Regions from separate parts of the Homo sapiens genome. Here region 2 is linked to region 1. Evidence: read pairs that join two places in POLR2A ChIA-PET (ENCODE). Cell type or tissue: K562. All regions are shown on one strand. Each heading gives the region's core, and the rest is flanking DNA. Links, peaks and the distances in the headings are about the cores only.

Evidence for each region. ChIA-PET counts read pairs that join two places held together with the same protein. Peaks named below come from ENCODE experiments on the same cell type or tissue, not always from the same donor. Only the 100,000 strongest peaks of a DNase experiment are listed, where the experiment ranks them.
Region 2: POLR2A ChIA-PET joins it to region 1 with 5 read pairs; 1 of 35 experiments calls an interaction of 5 or more read pairs at or near these places.

What each region holds. Positions count from the first base shown.
Region 1 is chr1:223,730,658-223,733,465 of GRCh38, forward strand. The region is part of intron 2 of CAPN2 (calpain 2); the gene reads left to right. Among named protein-coding and RNA genes, the nearest start is that of CAPN2, 20 kb to the left of the region's middle. RefSeq lists an enhancer at 872-1,467. In K562, for the core only: no CTCF peak of the experiment used is centred there; a DNase peak (open chromatin) is centred at 1,042.
Region 2 is chr1:224,105,280-224,108,087 of GRCh38, forward strand. All of the region lies in intron 2 of LOC105373056 (a long non-coding RNA gene), which reads right to left. It also overlaps the pseudogene RN7SKP49. Among named protein-coding and RNA genes, the nearest start is that of FBXO28, 7.4 kb to the right of the region's middle. RefSeq lists an enhancer at 1,487-1,556. In K562, for the core only: a CTCF peak has its summit at 1,653 (motif pointing left); a DNase peak (open chromatin) is centred at 1,612.

The DNA of each region.
Region 1 (2,808 bases), core at 3-2,502:
CAGTTAAGGCTGGTCAGCTGTGCCTGAATTCCTAAAGGAGGAGGATAAAATGAGGCATGACGGACCTCCCTTCCCATCGTGGCCTGAACTTGTTTTTCAGGTTTACCTTGGAATCCCCTTGACTAAGGGGGCACCCATTCAGTTAGTTAAGGGGCTTAGACTTTGATTTTTAGTTTACAGTAGGCTGAGGTGTATTAAATGCATTTTCGACTTGCAATATTTTCAACTTCTGATGGATTTGTTCAGATGTAACCCCGTTGTAAGTTAAGGAGCATGTATACTTGTATCTAATCCACTTTGGGCATTGCTGCCAGAAAACCTGTCCTCAGGGAGCTATGGAAGTAGTGGAGGCAAATTATTAAATGGATGGATTAATTCCAAGTTCAGATCATGTTGGGAGTCAGCTGGGAGTCAGTGTGAGGATCTGGGAGGGGAACAGTAAGGGGTTAAGAGAGATACCCCAAAGGATGATTAAGGAGGGAGAGTTGGAAGGAAGGTTTCCCACAAAGAGGAAGCAGGGAGTGATTCATTCTGAAAAAGGCAAATATTTTATTATGCTTGGAGGGTCTGGTGCAGAAGGGGAAAGGAAGAGAAGGAAGTTTGGCTTAAATTCCCTTAGGAGCCAGTTCAGATTCCTAAGCTGGCCCGGACATCCAACCCAATCCGCCTAGCCCCAGCCCTCTCCAGTTCCCAATGCCCAGCCCCACAATGCCCGTCCTGCTGCCTGCCTGTTCTGGACTCTGCACTTGACCTTCCCTCTCCCTGAAAGTGCCCCTGCTCTTCCTCACCCAGCTCCCCGCTCTAAGCCTTCCTCGCCCACCCCAGCCCTCCTACAGTCCCAGTCTGCCCTGTTCAGACTCAAAGCCTCATGCTCACCACCATCATCCACAACCAGTTTCCACGTCTGTCTCCTGCCGGCTGTGAGCTCACTGCCTCAGAACCAGCGCCAGTCTCCTCTAGACTGAGTACAGGCCTGGCACGGAGCCAGGAATGCACCAACAAGGAGCCTGAGACTAGATTGGAGGGGAAAGAGACATGTCCTCCAGAGTTGACTTACGCGAGGACAGAGGTGTGCAGAGGCACGGCAAGCTGGGCCCCAGGCGAGAAGCATGGAGTGAGGGATGTGGAGGCAGCGGAAGGCATCTGGGAGTCTGGGCTGCCCCGTAGCAGCTCTGTGTTCTGCCTGCTCTTCCTCCAAGATGAGCTCCCTTGGCCAGTGTGTGAAACGTGTGTGTGAGTGTGTCACCGGTAAGCTGAGTTCTTTCCCTACTTGGTATCAGTTGCAAAGAAAGAACACTCAGTTGGAAAAAAAGGCAAGAGGGTTTTATTCCTGACCAGGAGAAAGAGAAGGAGGGGGCTCTTGCTCTAAAGACACCTTCACCCCGAGCCATGGAAACTGGGGAGTTGTAAGGAGATAGGTGTGGGGCAGGGAGGTGTGTAAGCAGGTGTGGGGTCACGGTGTGGGGGTGGAGACCTCTAGACGCTCAGGCCCAGGTCATAAACATGCCTCTCCATACAATGCAAGATGTGTTACCAGAAAGGGGTCCTGATCTAGAACTAAGAAAGGGTTCTTGGATCCCGCTCAAGAAAGAATTCAGGGTGAGTCCATACAGTAAAGTGAAAGCAAATTTATTATGAAAATAAAGGAATAAAAGAAAATCTACTTCATAGAGCAGCCCTGAGGGCTGATGATTGCCCATTTTTATGGTTATTTCTTGATTATATGCTAAACTTCTTGATTATATGCTAAACAAGGGGTGGATTATTCATGCCTCCTCTTTTTAGATCACGTAGGGTAACTTCCTGATGTTGCCATGGCATCTGTAAACTGTCATGGCTCTGGTGGGAGTGTAGCAGTGAGGACGAGCAGAGGTCACTCTTGTCACCATCTTGGTTTTGGTAGGTTTTGGCCGGCTTCTTTACTGCAACTGTTTTATCAGCAAGGTCTTTATGACCTGTATCTTGTGCCGACTTCCTATCTCATCCTGTGACTTAGAATGCCTTAACTGTCTGGGAATGCAGCCCAGTAGGTCTCAGCCTCATTTTACTCAGCTCTTATTCAAGATGGAGTTGCTCTAGTTCACACGCCTCTGACACATGTTCAGAAATAATGGTGATTTTCTTCTACAGGTGGGGACGTTAGCATTATAATGACATGGTAAAGTTCTGAAGGTAACAAGGGGTTGCCTGTTCCAGTTTCTGCCAGTTTTGGGGGTCTTATCTCCCTCTGGTATCTGGGCAGAGGTCAAGAAGCTCTGGCACCATCAGGGGCCAGCTTGTTTCTTTAAGCAGCTGTGCCTACAAATAAAGGGACTAAAGAAAACAATAAGAAAACCCAGTTATTTCCTGGGGGTTGCTCTGGTATCCAGCGTGTTTTACTTCACCAAGCGCAATTCTTCCCAGTGCAGGCACTGGGTGTAACTGTGACAGCCAGCACCAACCTGCCCACACACCTCCTGTCCTGCAGGACTGTCAGCAGCCTCTGCACTATAGTGTGACAGAGCCACAGGTAGCTCAGGTGTGCCTCAGCCCAGCCTCTCCTGCACTCCCCCTCCCCTGGCTCCCCAACTCTGCCTCACTTCTGTTTGTGAAGGAAAGACAGCAGTAGCGGAAGGGAAAGAAGGAGAAAATGCAGAGCAAATATTATGCTTTCCTCTTGGAAAACCTCCAGGAGCTGCAAATATTAGTAATCCAGCTGCATCCCACCCCCCAGGATGGGCTGGGCCTGTCACACAGCCAACCTTCAGGATGCAGACACCCAGGCTGGGGAGCACAGCTCTGGAAATTTACTGACATGGCCCTGAATGA
Region 2 (2,808 bases), core at 270-2,769, 370 kb after region 1:
TAGAATCATCAACTGTGTCAAATGCTCCTGACAAGTCAAGTAAGATGAGTACTAAGAATTGACCCTTGGATTTAGCAATGTGGAGGTCCCCAGAGAACTTAATAAGAGCCATTTTGATGATATGGTCAGAGTAAAAGCCTGATTGAAGTGGGATCAAGAGAGAATACGAGAAGAGAAATCGGAGGCAGCAGCAAGAATGGCCAACTCTTTAAAGACGTTTGGCTGTGAAGAGAAGGAGAGAGATGGGGTAGTAGCTAGAAGAGTAGATGAAGCGAAGAGATGTTTTCCTAAGATGGGAGAACTAATGGCATGTGTATATGTGGAAGAGAAATAGAAGCAATCAGAAGAAACATCCACAGACTCTTACATTTACCCATCAGTCTGCACCTACCTGTGTGCTCTGCCTCCTCTTCTGTTACTTCAGATGAACTTTTTCAGTTCCCAGCTAACACCCGTGTTTCCACTTGCATAAAAGATCCTGTCCTCTCTCCTCTACTCAAGAAATCAGCAATTCCTTCTCTCCCACCAAAGTTTCCTTGTCTCCCACTAAAATTTCTCTCTTTACCTACTATTTTGACATTGAAATAAAAAGTCAGGTCAATAGTTGGATGGGGGATCGAAGGTTTGAGAAGAGAGGAGAAGATGTAAAATAATCATTTAGAAAAAGAGTAGAGGAAGTGAACTTGGAAAATATGCAGTGACTTCAGGGTAGCAGTAGAACCCACTGGAGGGTCACAATTACAAAGTTAAAGTGAAAACAGTCAGCAAGGTTGCATATATTTTGGTAGCCACTCTCAGCTCTCTAATGCAGGAAGGAGTAAGTAGAGAGTTGGATTTAACAATATTCTAACCTGGCCGGGCGCGATGGCTCACACCTGTAATCCCAGCACTTTGGGAGGCTGAGGCAGGCAGATCACCTGAGGTCAGGAGTTCAACATGGTGAAACCCCCTCTCCACTAAAAATACAAAAATTAGTCAGGCGTGGCGGTGGACGCCTGTAGTCCTAGCTACTCGGGAGGCTGAGGCAGGAGAATTGCTTGAACCCAGGAGGCAGAGGTTGAAGTAACTGAGATCGCCCCACTACACTCCAGCCTGGGCAACAGAGTGAGTGAGACTCTTTAAAAAAAAAAAAAAGACTTAATAACTGTAGCAGGGAATTGGAACAATGAGGGATTGGCTAGTAAGAAGTAAAGAAAACTCTAAAGAATAAAAGAATAACAAATAAAGTAGCAGCCATGTTCTTTGAGCTGGGATAGAGTATCCAGGGAAAAGGCTCCCCAGGCCCAGGACCCAGATCTTGGAGGGCACAGGTATGGCTCACTAGGCAGCAGAGAAATTCTTGTGATTCTGTGCTGGCAGAACTGGCTGGAAATCTGCCCTTTGGAATTTACCAGAAATCTGTCCTCTAGGATGTCAGGGAAAGCAGGTCATGGAGAGGTGTCGCACCAGACACTTTACTACAAAGCCATTCAAGGGAGAAGGTGATGCCAAGGGAAGCTGCTGGTCAATGGGTGCTACTGACTACCCTGCCAGGCAGGACATGGTGCTGGAGAATCTGCCCGTGTGCTGCAGGAGCTGCCAAGCAAGCACACCGTAACCAGGAAGCAAAACTCTTTGCTCTTGCAATGTCTGCCCAGAGCCCTCTACTGACATAGCTTCACACTGCGCCAGCTGATAAAGAAAAAAACATTTAATGGGCCCGTTAGTATTTTCACAAAGCAAGCAAAAAAGGGTGAATATAGAGCTCAGAGGCAATTAAATGATAATTGACACAAACATTTTTTAAATAATTAAAAGCAAAAACAATCACCACTGGTCTACAGAATTAAAGTCCAAAATCCTGTGCACACATGCACTTCTCTCATCTTTTGGATGTTTACCTAATTCATGCTATTTGCTTTTACTGTTACCTTTGTTTGAAATGTCCTCACACCCTTTTTCAACTTTTAATTAACAAAACCACTGCAAGTATCCCAACATCATCATCCTTCTAAGTCAAGCTGAAAAAGAACCTTCTCCATGAAACTTTCCCTGGTGTTCCCATAAGTTTTGTTTACACACCTTTCTAATGGCAGAACAGAGGCAGCTGAATCACATGTCCAGAATAGTCCAGGAAATTAAGCTTTTCTTCCTGAATATACAACTTTAGGAAAACTGCACATGAGAAAATAAGGAAACACCAGTCCAGTCTGCCAGGTCAATGGAATAAATTCAGGCCATCAATGTGGTGACTGGTACTGCAGCCAGATTCATATCATCCCCAGGGTGGGAAATATTGTTTATATCTTAGTATCTTCCTAGCATTACCCATGTAGCAATCAATAAACACTTGCTGAATTGAAAGTCTAGTGGACTACCTTTTTCTGGAGTCAAACTTTAAATTTTAAAAAATTTATCTAATCATAAAATTTCATATATTAGTCATGATAGAAAATGTCTTATCTAGTCAAAAGATGGATCTTTAGGCTGGGTGCAGTGGCTCACGCTTGTAATCCCAGCATTTTGGGAGGCCAAGGCAAGCAGATCACTTGAGGCCAGGAGTTCTAGACCAGCCTGGCCAACATGGTGAAACCCCGTCTCTACTAAAAATATAAAAACCAGCCGGGCATGGTGGCTTGTGCCTGTAGTCCCAGCTACTTGGGAGGCTGAGGCACAAGAATCTTTTGAATCTGAGAGGTGGACGTTCCAGTGAGCCAAGATCACACCACTGCACTCCAGCCTGGGTGACAGGGCAAGACTCTGTCTTAAATAAATAAATAAATATTTAAAAAGATGGATCTTTAAAAACACAGTTAATTGCAATCCATA